Linked DNA regions of Homo sapiens: region 1 is linked to region 2. A link is a contact called in ENCODE Hi-C or POLR2A ChIA-PET data. All regions are on one chromosome and are shown on one strand. Each heading gives the region's core, a stretch centred on a gene start or an enhancer-like site at or near the end of the contact. The rest is flanking DNA. Distances are from core to core; before and after follow the strand shown. Region 1 holds the start of SMARCE1 (SWI/SNF related BAF chromatin remodeling complex subunit E1). Region 2 holds the start of GJD3-AS1 (GJD3 antisense RNA 1).

What was found. Hi-C counts contacts between places; a loop is a spot of excess contacts on that map. ChIA-PET counts read pairs that join two places held with the same protein, here RNA polymerase II (POLR2A). Pooled maps may share reads with other maps.
Region 1: a loop to region 2 is called in a pooled map, with 3 times the contacts of the local background. The contact joins the promoter of SMARCE1 here to the promoter of GJD3-AS1 in region 2. A Hi-C loop is called at or near these places in 5 of 50 pooled maps. POLR2A ChIA-PET finds 5 or more read pairs at or near these places in 5 of 52 experiments (IMR-90, activated CD4-positive, alpha-beta T cell, activated CD8-positive, alpha-beta T cell and 1 more).

The regions. Positions count from the first base shown.
Region 1 is chr17:40,642,714-40,649,478 of GRCh38, reverse strand. It overlaps SMARCE1 (SWI/SNF related BAF chromatin remodeling complex subunit E1), which reads left to right and starts at 1,661. Exons shown (of 11, transcript NM_003079.5): 1 at 1,661-1,706; 2 at 3,632-3,683; 3 at 3,860-3,903. The coding sequence starts at 3,677. RefSeq lists a silencer at 1,128-1,422.
Region 2 is chr17:40,360,739-40,368,259 of GRCh38, reverse strand. GJD3-AS1 (GJD3 antisense RNA 1) reads right to left here and starts at 5,415. Exons shown (of 1, transcript NR_186704.1): 1 at 2,825-5,415. GJD3 (gap junction protein delta 3) reads left to right here and starts at 3,523. Exons shown (of 1, transcript NM_152219.4): 1 at 3,523-7,521. The coding sequence starts at 4,445. The coding sequence ends at 5,329. It also overlaps the pseudogene PPIAP54. RefSeq lists silencers at 5,072-5,181, 5,212-5,291, 5,412-5,481 and an enhancer at 5,309-5,603.

The DNA of each region.
Region 1 (6,765 bases), core at 412-2,911, 280 kb before region 2:
TTTTTAGTAGGGACGGGGTTTCACCGTGTTAGCCAGGATGGTCTCGATCTCCTGACCTAGTAATCTGCCCGCCTCGGCCTCCCAAAAGAGCTGGGATTACAGGCGTGAATATTTTTTAACAAGCAATTTCATGTACATTTTCTCAAGCACCACTCAAGCTGCCTGTCCACGGGGCAGACGACTTCTCCTTTAGTCTTTCTCTTGAATATGCTCTTCAATTTCATTAATCTCTATTCATGAGTATAACAATATTGGAAAAATTGGACAGAGTATCACTTGTTCCTCGCTTTGCAGACTAGAGATGCTTCTAGTCCCTGTTGGCACACTCAGGATGGGGGCTACGGGAAGCCCAAGAATTCAGCCTCTCTCTAAATGTCAACTGTTTTCCAGTAACCACAGGTCAGGGATCCCATACGTTCATTCTCCCTCCACAGTGACCCACAATATCCATCGGGTGTTTATGTATCCAAAGAAGAGGCTACTCATTCCATCTGGTAAACCAACATACTCATGATTTAGTGGAAAGAGCCCTGGAGTGGCACAGAGGGCTGCCTCAATACACACTTACTGAGCGTCTAACAATGAATGGGTCAAGCCCTTCGTAGGCACTGGCAATGGGAAGATGACCAATACAGACGGCTGAACCTTGCTTTCAAGGCCTTCATAAAGCACTGGAGATGACAAACACGGTCCGATACAAAGGGTCGGGTTCAGGACTCCAACCATTATTATCAAAGAGCCACGGGAATACAAAGGAAGGATTACTAGGGGGGAAGTTCCAGGAGGGCATCACAAAGAGACCTCTGAGCTGGATCCAGAAGGACAGATGAGTTTAAGCTGAAAGTGGGGACGGTCGTTCCCGCTGGTGGGAACCGAAGGAGCCGAGGCAGCGCTGAGGCGGAGACCAGGTGGCACCCGCGGCGCTGCAAGGACACACAAGCTGTTGCGAGGGGGTCAACTCTCCGGGCCTTGGCTTAGAAACCTGGGACGATTACACCCTAAAAGCGCTTGGAAAAACTGCAGAACTCGTGCTGATTTTCGCCAAAGCTACTCCCCCGCCGTGAGGGCAGGAAGCCCTGCGAGGCGCCTGCGAGGACGCAAACGCCGCGAAGCAAGTCCTCCACGCCTCCATCCCAGGTTTAGTGAAGTGTAGACTCTGACCCACAGCCTAAAGGAAAGCAAGACCGGAGTCGGGGAGGGCCCCTCCAGGAGCGGGCTCAGCGGGAGTCTGGCCGAACTGCTTGCTGCCACAGTGGTTCCGCGGCCTCGCGCTGAGCGCCATCCGCCGTCTCCCACCGCGGCCCCCACCGCCCCTCCGCAAGGCTCGGCACCTCCCGCCACTTCCTCGGTCGCTGCGGCGGCTCCGGCTCCTCACAGCCGCTAAACCCAGGCCTATTCTGTGTTAGGTCGGGCCTCCTCGGCCCTCTTCGCCGTGACGAATCAGCGCCCGGCTGGGAAAGTATCAAAATTCGGGGAGTTTTGAGGATCCAATGGGTCCTGAAAAAAATCCCTGAGTGTGCTAAGCATCACCGCATCTTCACTAGAAGGTTAGTTTTTCTAAAGAGGGTCGGGTGGGGCCCGGAAAAAAAAAAAAATTAAGAAGAGTGTGGAAAGTGCGAGTGCGGAAGCTCCGGACGCGAGGGGCGGGGCGAGCGCGGGACAAAGGGAAGCGAAGCCGGAGCTGCGGGCGCTTTTTCTGCCCGCGGGTGAGTGTTTCCAAGTGGGACGGACCGGGTCGGTGGGTGCAAGTCGTGGTGTCCCCGCTTGGCTAGACCCCGAGTTCCCGGGGGTTGCTGGGGTTCAGCCTTGGCCGTGGGGCCAGAGCCAGGAGCCGGTTGAGGCCTCCTTGAGGCCTAGCAGAGCGAGGGTTGGGAGGGAGTCCCATCTGGGGCCCCCTCCTTGGAGGCAAGGCCAGTCCCCCGAAATTGGTCAAAGCACCTGTGAATACCCCGTTTTAGGGGAGTTGCTAGTAAAGTACATTCTCCAAGACAAAGAGAGCGACCTCAGGAAGCCGTGGGCAAGGCAGGTCCGTGGTTCACCCCCCACCCGGGCAGAAGGTTCCCCCATTGGTTCAGGCAGCGACTTGAGGACGAGCAGAGCTCTGAAATAGTTTGGCCTGGGTTTGAAACCCAACTTTGGCACTTCCTGGCTGCATATGGCTTCAGACAAGTTGTTTAAACTTTCCGAGACTCCCTTGTTTCATCTGTAAAATGGGGATAGCTGTACATATAAAGTACTTGTGAGTGTTAAGCGAAATAGTGTCATAAGCGTACCCCGTATAAAGTATTTCTTGAACAAATATTTATCGGGTATTTATTTTTATGCCAGGCACCAAAGATGGATCCAACGGTGGACAAATGTACAAGCCCACTCTTAAATTTTGTATTCTAGCAAAAGAGAGCAATAATTTTAAAGTATTAACAATGAAGTATAACGTACAGGGAGCTTATGTTAGTTGTCAGGGTCCCCTGCAGCGAGGCCTGCTGGATGTTGACAGCTCCCTTAATGTGAGCAGAAAGGAAATCTACACCAGAGTCAAAGGTTTCTGGCTGTTCTTTAAGAGGGAAAGACTCAGGTTGGACCATTGAGAAAATGAGCTGTTTCTTTCCACACCAGGACTCATTCCTTATGCTCCAGGGAATTTCCTTAAAATTAATAATAGAAGCGAAAAATCAGATCTATTCCACATGTTTGGTTGCAAATACCTCCAATAGTCATAGAAGTTTATTTGCCTTCTTTCCAAAGATGAATTTTTGTCTTTTTGTACCTCACTATTTGTGATGTATGTTGATGTAAAGAACAAGCTCACATGTGCCTGGTTATGTTGTGAGCTGGTAATACTAGGAAAAAATTTCCTAAGAATTGAGCTAGGTCCTGACATGGTCCCTCTTTCCAAGTAGCATACAATCTAGCCATATTGATAAGTTAAAAAAAAGTTATAATAATATAGATCTGTGTAAACTGTATAGGAATACAGATGGGGGAGCAGTTAATTCTGCCCAGGTAATGTATCAAGAAAGTTCCCTTGAGGAGAAAAATTTTGAAATGGGCTGTGAATGATGAATAAAAGTTTTTCAGGTAGACTCTCAAAATTTATTCCCAGCATTTATGAAGCTATTTACCATTATAAGAGAATGTGAAGTTCATTGTCATACCAATTACCTTTTGCACTGCTTCCAGGAATAAAATGCTGCCTAATTTTAATAAAAATTGTTATCCCAAAAGCATGATACAGTTGCTGATCAGGGAGCTGTCAGTATCTGGTAGGCCTTGTTGCGTTGGACCCTGATAATACATCACTTTCTATTCTCATCCTTGTATCAGTCTGATGAAATGTTTACATGGCGTCAGCAAAATGTTTTCCATACAAGAGGTAGCTTAGTATCACAAGAAAAAACCTGAAAGTACATTTCTAAATATCCCCAGTACTTTATTTTAGTCATTTAATTCTAATCAACCAAATGACCTATAAGAACTAGTTAAAATACACAAAAGGCTTAATTACTAGGAATTAAGGTGAAGTAATTTTACTCAGAAATACCAATTAAATTACCCTATTCATTAGGAAAACATTCTCGTATGCTTGCTGAGTTTTGATTCTCTTTTTTTTTTCCTTTTTTTTTTATTTTAGTGTCTCAGATTCATTCTTAAGGAACTGAGAACTTAATCTTCCAAAATGTCAAGTAAGTTTCAATTTTTATATTTATCAATCTATGTTAATAAGAGACTAATGCCCTAGCAAGTGGGAATTCCAAAATACTCTCATTTTTTTTTCTTCAAAACAGGACCATTGGTAGTTTTGTTGCATAGTATTATATCTCAGTTGTTTACAAGAAGTTATTTATTTTCTTTCAAACAGAAAGACCATCTTATGCCCCACCTCCCACCCCAGCTCCTGCAACAGTAAGTTTTAATTTTCTTGTTAATGTAATAGCCAACTCTGGCCTTGATACAAAAACCCAGATGTCTTCCAGTGACAGTCACTCAATCATCACAGCAACAGGATGAAATTCAGCTTAAAAGAAAAAAAAAAAAGCACTTCCTACTAAATAAAATAATTATTTGCATCTTTCCTTGAACCAACCCCAACATTTAAAGAAACAGTACTGTAAAACTCCAACCTCCTGTGCTCAGTTTGTTTTGTTTTTTCTTTGTAAATGGGAAATAAGTGAAAGTTTTACCATTTCTTTCTTATTAATCTTCACTATTAAGAGTCTTTAAGTTGTTACTGAGTGAATGCTCATTCTGGCTATTTTGTTAAACCTAACCTTCAACTGGTTATGTTTTTCTCTCCTTTCTTGTCTCTCTCTAAAATTTTCATATTAAACAATAAAGCTTCTGAAACTACTCATTGTAAATATTTTCAAGCTGTTCAAGTAAAGATTTCATTATCTATGGGGCAGATCTTGCTATTGAATCTTATTCCACTCCATAAATTATATTTTATTGGTTTGGAAGTATATATGTTTTAAGTAGTTGTGAACGTGTTTTTTCACCCAGGAAGCTCTGGCCCAGCTTGGTCAGCATGTAAAATAATTTTCCAACCCACAAAACAGATTTAGCAGTAACTGTTCAGGTCTTGCTGAAATGGCTTCCTTGTTGGTTTTTTGGGAGGGGGGGTTTTGTTTGTTTTTAAAAAAACACTGTTAGCATGACCAAATTCTACAAAATTAGTTCTTTAATATTAATCCTTCCTTCCATACCCCCACCACCTAAATTTCAGGCTAGTCTACTTTTCACTACTAATTAGGTCCTTGTGTAACTTAGTTTTCTCCGCTAAAAAACTACTCATATTTACTAACCCTCAGATACATATTTTAGTTACATTTATCAACAATTTGTTTTTCTTTAGTGAGATACTTTAGAAAAGAGATACCGTACCATATGTTCTCATTTCAATTTATGTCATATACAGGCTCTAAAGTTAATTCCAGTAGACTATAAAGTCCTATGCTTGCTTTGTTTTCTTTCTTAAATCGAAGAACATTTGTTATGACCATCTCCATGGCATTCTGCTAGTGGCTATACAGGTGGAGCTGAACAATTGAGATTCTGACCTCAAAGAGCTAACCATGTACTTCAGCTTTGGAAATGGTATAATTATAATGTTTTGCTTTCCATTTTTTTTTTTTTAGTTCCCTTATTTTTATAACATTATTGCCTCATAATGTTGAACAGTGATTCTTATTATTTATGCTACCTTTGAAGGTGTCATTTTGACAAAAATACTGCCTCTGACAATGCATCATCTTGACAAACTTGATTTTTTGAGATTAAAATATTTCAAAAACCAAGTGTCCCCTTATAATTTATTATGCATAAAAAGGAATTTTTTTTGCCTTTCTTTAGTTATATTTTTGTGTCATTATAGTTTCACATTAACACACAAAATATAGAAGACTAGGGATTAAAACATCCAACAGAATGGATACTAAATGAATTATTCTTCTTCCTTTTTTCTTTCCATTACTTCTACCACCACCACCACCATCACCACCACTACCAACACTATCACCACTATCACCTCTGCCACCCAAATGTACCGCTGCAAGTAATATACACTTCTTTCATGCCTTTGATACTTCAACTGTGTTTTGCCTACTTAAATATGCTTTATTTGCGTCTTTTCTAACTGTATAGACTAGAAATTGATCAGCCGTTCTCTTTTCTCCTAAAGAGTATCAAATGTAATATCTGCTTAAATGTCTTTCTTTTGGGTACTAAGGATATGTGCAGCGGCATGTTTTAGGAAATTGTGTTTATTTTGTAACAGCTACAGCTTAGTTGGAATGTGTTAAGTGTATTTTACATTATACAATTAAGGACCGATATTGTTAATTGCATGTAAAAATGAAATTGTCACATATTTTGATTGAATTTTACAAGGTAAAATACCCTAATTTTGGTCTCTCTCTACTATATTCTTTCTATGCATTATGCCTTGGTTCTCATGAACATTGAGTGTCATTGTATTAGCCCCAAGGCTACTGCTATATAAGAGCCCATTTGTGATTACATCAACACATAATTCACAAAAACCAAGGGTTCTGTTGCTGAAATGAGCAGTTGTATTTTGAAAGGGTGAGAGCTATCAGGAAACTAGATGAAAAAAGAAGTCTATAAACTAGAAAAGTAGTTCACATTGAGACAAAATGCAGAAATGTTTTCATGATTGACCAGTGGAAGATGGATCAAAGAAGAAATGGAAGAGAAATCCTATAAAAGAATGACTGGGTTAAAAAGATCAGATAGTACCCCAGAATGAAATCCATGCATTTCTTACAAGTCTTTGTTTTAAATCATGTATGTGACATCCATCAAATCCAACATATGTTCTTTTCAATTGACAAATCCTGGCTTCCCGATTTGAGTCTCTACTCATTTCTCACATTATATAAAATGATTTAAAACTGTCGTTGAAATCAGATCCATTTCTTTTTTTTGTTTTTAGTAGATAAATACATTGGTGGCATCCACATGTCAAATAAATTGTATTTTGTTTTGCATGTAGTGTTTTCAGAGTTCTAGTTGATCACACTTCAAGCCTTCCTATTTCAGTCTTCATATATTGCTAAGTTGTTTTATCCTATTGTTGACCATAAAGTAATCCTGAATGTTTTAAACACTTCAGTGTGTTGCTTACCTCAAAAAACAAAACACACATTCACAGTCACACAAACACCCCCAGCCCCTGCAAAAAAGAAAGAGAAAAACAACCAAAAGACACTGCAGACAGGTTTCTCAATGAAAGAAAAATATTTAATT
Region 2 (7,521 bases), core at 4,166-6,665:
CAGCATTTGCCATGGACAAGATGCCAGGACTGTATGCTTCAGGAAGAAGTTCTCATCATCAGATTTCTCCCTGCAGATGGACTTGCCACCAGTGCCATTATGGCGTGTGAAGCCACCACCCTGACACATATACCCTGGAATAATTCTGTGAAAGCAGGAACTCTTATAACCAAACCCTTTCTCTCCAGTGCTCAGAGCACCAAAGTTTTCTGCTGTCTTTGGAAACTTGTCTGCAAACAGCTCGAAGGCGACACAGCCCAAGGGCTCACTGCCAGCGGCGATGTTGAAGAACATGGTGGGGTTGACCATGGCTGATAGTTACTGGGTACAAACACATACGTGCACCTATGTGTGTCTTACATGAGCAGTGGCCCCACAATCCGATGGCCAGGGAGAGGTGTCTGGAACAGAGACCGGAGCGAGGCAGGATTGGCCTCTCAGCCCAGCCCCAGATTTTTTTTTTTTTTTTTTGAGATGGAGTCTTGCTCTGTTGCCCAGGCTGGAGTGCAGTGGTGCCATCTCGGCTCACTGCAAGCTCCGCCTCCCAGGTTCACGCCATTCTCCTGCCTCAGCCTCCCAAGTAGCTGGGACTACAGGCGCCCGCCACGACACCTGGCTAATTTTTTGTATTTTTTAGTAGAGACGGGGTTTCACCGTGTTAGCCAGGATGGTCTCGATCTCCTGACCTTGTGATCCGCCTGCCTCGGCCTCCCAAAGTGCTGGGATTACAGGCGTGAGCCACTGCACCCAGCCCCCGGCCCCAGTCTTTAGGCATGGCCGAGAATGGGCCACCGGCTGCCAGATGGAGGCAGCGTCAGCAACACCTCCTCTCAGGCTGGATGGCGCTATCAGGGAAGGAGGACCGGGCCTGAGATTGTAGAGTCTCTGGGTCTGGCCCTGTGGCATCACAGGCTGCAGACAGCACAGGGTGACTGTAGGCTCTCCACTTCCCACCCCACCCTGGCCCACCGCCTCAGCTGCTTTCCATTCCCGCAGGGCTGATGGGCTTTTTCCAGGTGGCGCCAATGGCCTGACCCAGCAGGAGCCACGGGACAGGACGGGGTGGGGACCATTCCTGGACAGTCAAGGGAGATGAGATGTGACCCTGAGCCCCTGTGGCTGGGGGCAGGGGGCCGGTAGCAGCTTTGCCAGGGGCAGAGGGAGGTCGGGAGGGTGAGGCCAGCAGCGCCCCCAACCCACATCCTGTTTTCAGAATCTGGGGCTCCAGCATGTGCTTTTTCCCTTGGACTTTCTCCAGGGCAGCGTCCCCCACCCAGGCCCACTCCCAAGGGAAGCCTGCACGAGGGCAGGAGGGTTCCCCAACACACACAAGCAGGAGTTTACCTAGAGTTTTTCCTGCGGGGGCTGGGCCCCTGAGCTGGAGGGAGTGGTGGGTGAAGGGTACGTGCCTTCCCCTTCCTGAAAGTGGACCTGGGGGTCTGCGTCAGCATATGGAAAACCACACAGGCACCCATGGCTGATAGGGAGAGGAACTGTGACCAAGGAGGTGAGTCCTGCTGCCCTTCTTCAGAGGGGCAGGCATGACCTCCCTCCAGTGCCTGCACCCACCAGCCCCACACAAGGCTGGCATAGAGGCAACCCCTCCTGGGGACTGTCAGGCCCTGGGACAGCACCTGGGAAGCCCAGCCAGGCTGGATGGAGGACAGTTCCATGAAAGGCTCAAGAGCTTGGGCTCAAGAACTAGTTGGGCCTCGCATAGGCCTGGATCTGCTATTTACCGGCTGCGCGACAGCAGGCAAGTGGCTTAGACCCTCTGAGTCTCAGTTTCCCCTGGTGTAAATAGTGCCCTCATGCCACCATTGACAGAGAATCGAATGAGCTCATTGGCATATGGAGCTAACGGGGTTCCACACGGGGACTGGCCCAGCAGGTGCATAGGTGAAGCGGGTTTTGCTATGCACTCAGGCGGACCCCTAGGAAGGCAGAGCAGACAACCAAACATCTCAGCCTGGAGTGTCCCCTCCCTGACCACTCAGATCACCGTCGGTCACCCTTACTCCCTTCTCCATAAAACAGCTTCCCCCGCCACCCAGGGCAGTAGGAGGGAACTCTCAATTCAGAGCCTTCTGGGGGGAAAAAGTCCTATTTTTCACATTATAAAATAACATGAGGCCGGGCGCGGTGACTCAAGCCTGTAATCCCAGCACTTTGGGAGGCCGAGGCAGGTGGATCACCTGAGGTCAGGATTTCGAGACCAGCCTGACCAACATGGAGAGATCCTGTCTCTATTAAAAATACAAAATTAGCTGGGCATGGTGGCACATGCCTGTAATCCCAGCTATTCAGGAGGCTGAGGCAGGAGAATCGCTTGAACCCGGGAGGAGGAGGTTGCGGTGAGCTGAGATCACACCACTGCACTCCAGCCTGGGCAACAAGAGCAAAACTCTGTCTCAATAAATAAATAAATAAATAAATAATAAAATAACATGTTAGGCCGGGTGTGGTAGCTCACGCCTGTAATCCCGGCACTTTGGGAGGCTGAGATAGGCGGATTGTTTGAGGTCAAGAGTTCGAGATCAGCCTGGTCAACATGGCGAAACCCCACCTCTACTAAAAATACAAAAATTAGCCGGGCGTGGTGGCGCACACCTGTAATCCCAGCTACTGGGGAGGCTGAGGCAGGAGAATCGCTTGAACCCGGGAGGCGGAGGTTGCATTCAGCCAAGATCATGCCACTGCACTCCAGCCTGGGCGACAGAGCTAGACTCCATCTCAAAACAAACAAATTAAAAATAAATAAATAAATAACATGTTCATTATAGTAAAGCTGGAAATAACAGAAAAGTGGGAAGGAAACCAAAGATTTTATTTAACTATCAAAGCCAGGCACTTGGGATATTTTAATGGTTTTCCATATGGGATTTTTTTTTTTTTTTTTTTTTTTGCAGGCACAAGGGTTTTTTTGGTTCTCTGTAATATGGTTGGGAATTCAATATTAAGAAGTAGAGAATCCCAGCTACTCAGGAGGCTAAGGTGTGAGGATCACTTGAAGCCAGGAGTTCAAGATCGACCTGGGCTATGTAGAGAGACCCCGTTCCAAAAAAGATGTAAAGCTGGAAGGAAACTTGGGGGTCAGCTGGACTGGCCGCCTTTGTTGACAAGGCAGGAAAGCCTGGCTCAGTACCGCCGAATGATTTGTCCAAGGTGAGCGGTGGCAGAGCTGGAACCAGAAGCTGTTAGATGTTTGCTGCCCCTTAAACTCCAGCACCAAACCTCCCTCTGTCCCCGAAGACCATCTTCACAGGGCATGGTTAGTGCGTAGTGGATCTAGGCTCCAGACTGAGGGTCTGTCTGGGAAGGGCTTCTAGGAATCCCCCAGCTTCCTCGATAAAGGATGTGGCTCTGGTTACCCCCCTCCCCCATTTCCAGATGGAAATTTAGCTAAAGAGTGAGGGCCACAGAGCCCAGCAAGGGGCGTGGTCCGTGCCTGTTCCCAAGGGCGGAGCCAGCCAGCAGGGTCACCCTGTTCCTTTAAGAGAAGGGGGAGCGCTAGCCCCTCTCAGCCATCCTGTCCTGTCCTCCATCCTGGCCAAATCCGAAAGGGAAAATGAAAGAGGGAGCAGGAGGCGCCGGTCCCAGCCACCTCCCAAGGTCCCTGGCTCAGCTCTGACACCCCAGTCCCGGCCCCAGGGTGAGTGGGGTTGGGTGGCGGTTTAGGGGCACCAGGGGCGTGTGGGGACCTGTGTAAGTGTGGGGTGGGGAGGATCTCAGGAGATGTGGAGGCTGGAGGCACAGGAGGCCAGGGAGGAGGGAGAAGCCTGGCGTCGCACTCCCACCACGCTGGGGTAGGAGGGCAGGGACACCTCCGACAAAGGACCCTGTGAGAGTTATGAAAGCGGAGTTGCCTCTGTACCAGCCCCCCACCCTGAGAGGAGTTCACTGCAGTAAAAATGGTGAGAGAAATGGTGGGCCAAGAAAGGAGTGGTCTCGCTGCCTCTGCCACTCCCACTCCTCCCATGGGCACCAAATTGGGTCTAGCGTCTCGGGTTCGAGGCTCCACTCTTCCCACAGCATCCTTGACAGCTAAGGGCACCGCTGGGTTTCCGCTTCCGAAACCAGGCAAGTCAGGGGCTGGTCCAGCTGATCTCCAAGGTCCTTCCTAAGAATCTGGGATCTGGAGGATCCCAGGGTCGAACGGAGACGGCTCAGGGGGTGCGGCTAAAATGCAAATGGGGGATCCTCCCCAGCACCCATCGGTCCCAAAGAGAAGGTAACCCATAGCTGAGCGTCGCCTGCTCCCCTCGGGCCCTCCCGTGGCCCTCCGTTTCATACTGGTCTCATCGCTAAACCCGGGCCTCTCCTACCTCACGACTCACCCTGAAGTCAGAGAAGGTCCAACGGACCCCACCCCGATAGGCTTGGAAGGGGCAGGGGTCCCTGACTTGCCCCATCCCCTGACTCCCCGCCCCGCGTCCCCAGCGCCATGGGGGAGTGGGCGTTCCTGGGCTCGCTGCTGGACGCCGTGCAGCTGCAGTCGCCGCTCGTGGGCCGCCTCTGGCTGGTGGTCATGCTGATCTTCCGCATCCTGGTGCTGGCCACGGTGGGCGGCGCCGTGTTCGAGGACGAGCAAGAGGAGTTCGTGTGCAACACGCTGCAGCCGGGCTGTCGCCAGACCTGCTACGACCGCGCCTTCCCGGTCTCCCACTACCGCTTCTGGCTCTTCCACATCCTGCTGCTCTCGGCGCCCCCGGTGCTGTTCGTCGTCTACTCCATGCACCGGGCAGGCAAGGAGGCGGGCGGCGCTGAGGCGGCGGCGCAGTGCGCCCCCGGACTGCCCGAGGCCCAGTGCGCGCCGTGCGCCCTGCGCGCCCGCCGCGCGCGCCGCTGCTACCTGCTGAGCGTGGCGCTGCGCCTGCTGGCCGAGCTGACCTTCCTGGGCGGCCAGGCGCTGCTCTACGGCTTCCGCGTGGCCCCGCACTTCGCGTGCGCCGGTCCGCCCTGCCCGCACACGGTCGACTGCTTCGTGAGCCGGCCCACCGAGAAGACCGTCTTCGTGCTCTTCTATTTCGCGGTGGGGCTGCTGTCGGCGCTGCTCAGCGTAGCCGAGCTGGGCCACCTGCTCTGGAAGGGCCGCCCGCGCGCCGGGGAGCGTGACAACCGCTGCAACCGTGCACACGAAGAGGCGCAGAAGCTGCTCCCGCCGCCGCCGCCGCCACCTCCGCCACCGGCCCTGCCCTCCCGGCGCCCCGGCCCCGAGCCGTGCGCCCCGCCGGCCTATGCGCACCCGGCGCCGGCCAGCCTCCGCGAGTGCGGCAGCGGCCGCGGCAAGGCGTCACCGGCCACCGGCCGCCGAGATCTGGCCATCTAGGGGCGGGCACCGCCTCGCGCGGACTGGACGGCGAGGGCCGGACCCCGCCACCTCCGCCCGCACCGCAGAAGCCGGAAGCTGCTTCCACCAGAGCTGTCGCGGGACCTGCCCCGGCAGGAGACGCGTTGTGGGGACGGCCCGCGGGCGGCATCGCACTTGCCTCGTACTGCCTCCCAGTGGCTGCCGGCGGCACCTGGGGCAGGCCGGGCTGGGGGCGGAGAATGAACTCAGGCAGGTCCTGGATGCCACCACCCAGGTGGAAAGGAAGGAGACCAGGACCCTGAGAGAGAGTGGACCCGAGGGGGAGAACAGAGCGGAAGGTGGAGAGTGGTTGTTTTACTGGGGACAAAAACAACTGTGATGCCAGCATTCTCAGGCACTCTCTGTGTTCAGAGAGAGAGTGGTCCCCCTGTGGGCTCTCTGCGAGTGTGCATACACGGACACATAAGCACTGTGAGCTGTGTGCACGCGCACCTGTACACCCTGTGTGAGCGCTGTGCATGTGCGCGCATGTGTACACCCTGCGTGAGGCCCACTTGTGCACACAGACACACGTAACCCTCCCGGGTGAGCTGTGTGCACATGCACACAGAAACATATGCCCCTTGAGAGCTGTGTACTCACATCCCTGTGAGCTTTGTGTGAGTGCATTGTGCACACACGCACATGTCCATTCTGTGTGGGCTGCGTGTGCACACCTGTACACAGAAACATCCTTGTGCGCTATGTGTGCATGTGTACATCCGGCGTGACCTCTGTGTGTGCACGCGTGTGTGTGTGATCTCTGATATGCACTGCGGGGGTGGCCAGGATCCGATGCCAGCTGCAGCCACAATGGCTCCCTCCCTACCACCCTAACCCAGCCCACCTGCCAGGGCATCACAGGAGGTCTGTCCCCCCCTCCCAAGAGACCCCGCCCAGGGAGGGAAGAGGAGGAGAGGCTCCCTTTCCCCGGGCAGGCCTCAATCCTCGGGAGCCTATGAGCAACATCCTCACAGTACCCCTTGTGGCGAGGCGGGGGCTGGGCGCTTTCATGGAGGTGGGGTGGGGGTGGGCGGCGGGCCAGAGGGCAACCCAGACGTGTGTTATGCCTCCCTCCTCCATCTTCATCCTCCCCGCCGCTACTGCTCCCCCAGGCTATAAACGGGAAAGTCCCTTCTGTCCTCAGGAGAAAGCTCCCAAAACACACGCGCTCCCGGCCCTGCCTTCCCTTCCAACCACCCCCTTCTTCCTACTTGCGGGCATTCGAAGAGCTGCTGCCTATGCAGCGCATCCCCCTCCTGTGTCTCCCCTCCCGTCTGCCCTCCCCCTTCACCAGCCAGTGGGCTGCTCTCCATAAGATCACCCAGGACCTAAGCGAGAAATCCAGGGGCCGTCATCGGACTGCACCTTGCGGGCCTCACCGCATCCTGCCTACCAGGCTGTGCGTTCCCCGCCATCACCCCACCCTGTCCTTCTGAGTTCCTGGCGTCTTTCTCAGCTCTCCTGTGCCCCACACAGCAGTGGGAGGTGTTTCTGAATAGCGCCCCCCACTTAAACCCGGGACTGAGGGCAGCACCCCTGCCCTCAGGGTGAGTCAAGCGCCTTCACAAAGCTTCCTTCTGAAGCCCTGCCCCTGTCAGGCCTTCGACTCCACAGCACCGGCTTCCAGGTGTGCTCAGAACCATAGGGAATTTTCTCTTCTAACAAGCACCAGACCTGCTTGCTGCCAAGCGTTTGAACGTGCTGTTCCTTTGCCCAGAGTAGCCGCTGCTTCCTGCAGCCTTCTCCTCCCCTAGCTAATGCCCACCCACCTATTGTTGTCACTTGGGAAGAAAACAGACACCTTCAAGGAGAGGGCTCCCCTGGTAGCCCCCACCCCAAGACAGAGCTGGATGCCCCTCGCTTCCGTAGGGAAAGCACTTCTCCTGCAGGATGGCATTGCTCTCTCCCCTTCCATGGCACGTAGTATGTGCTCAGTAAATATGTGTTGGATGAGAAACTGAAGGTGTCCCCAGGCCTACACCACTGCCATGCCCGAACACTATCCATGCTATGGTGGGCACCATCTCTCTGATGACAGTTCTGTGTCCACAACCCAGACCCCTCCACACAAACCCAGATGGGGCTGTGCCGCTGTTTTCCAGATGTATTCATTCAACAAATATTTGTAGGGTACCTACTGTGTGTCAGAAGATGTTCAAGATCAGCAT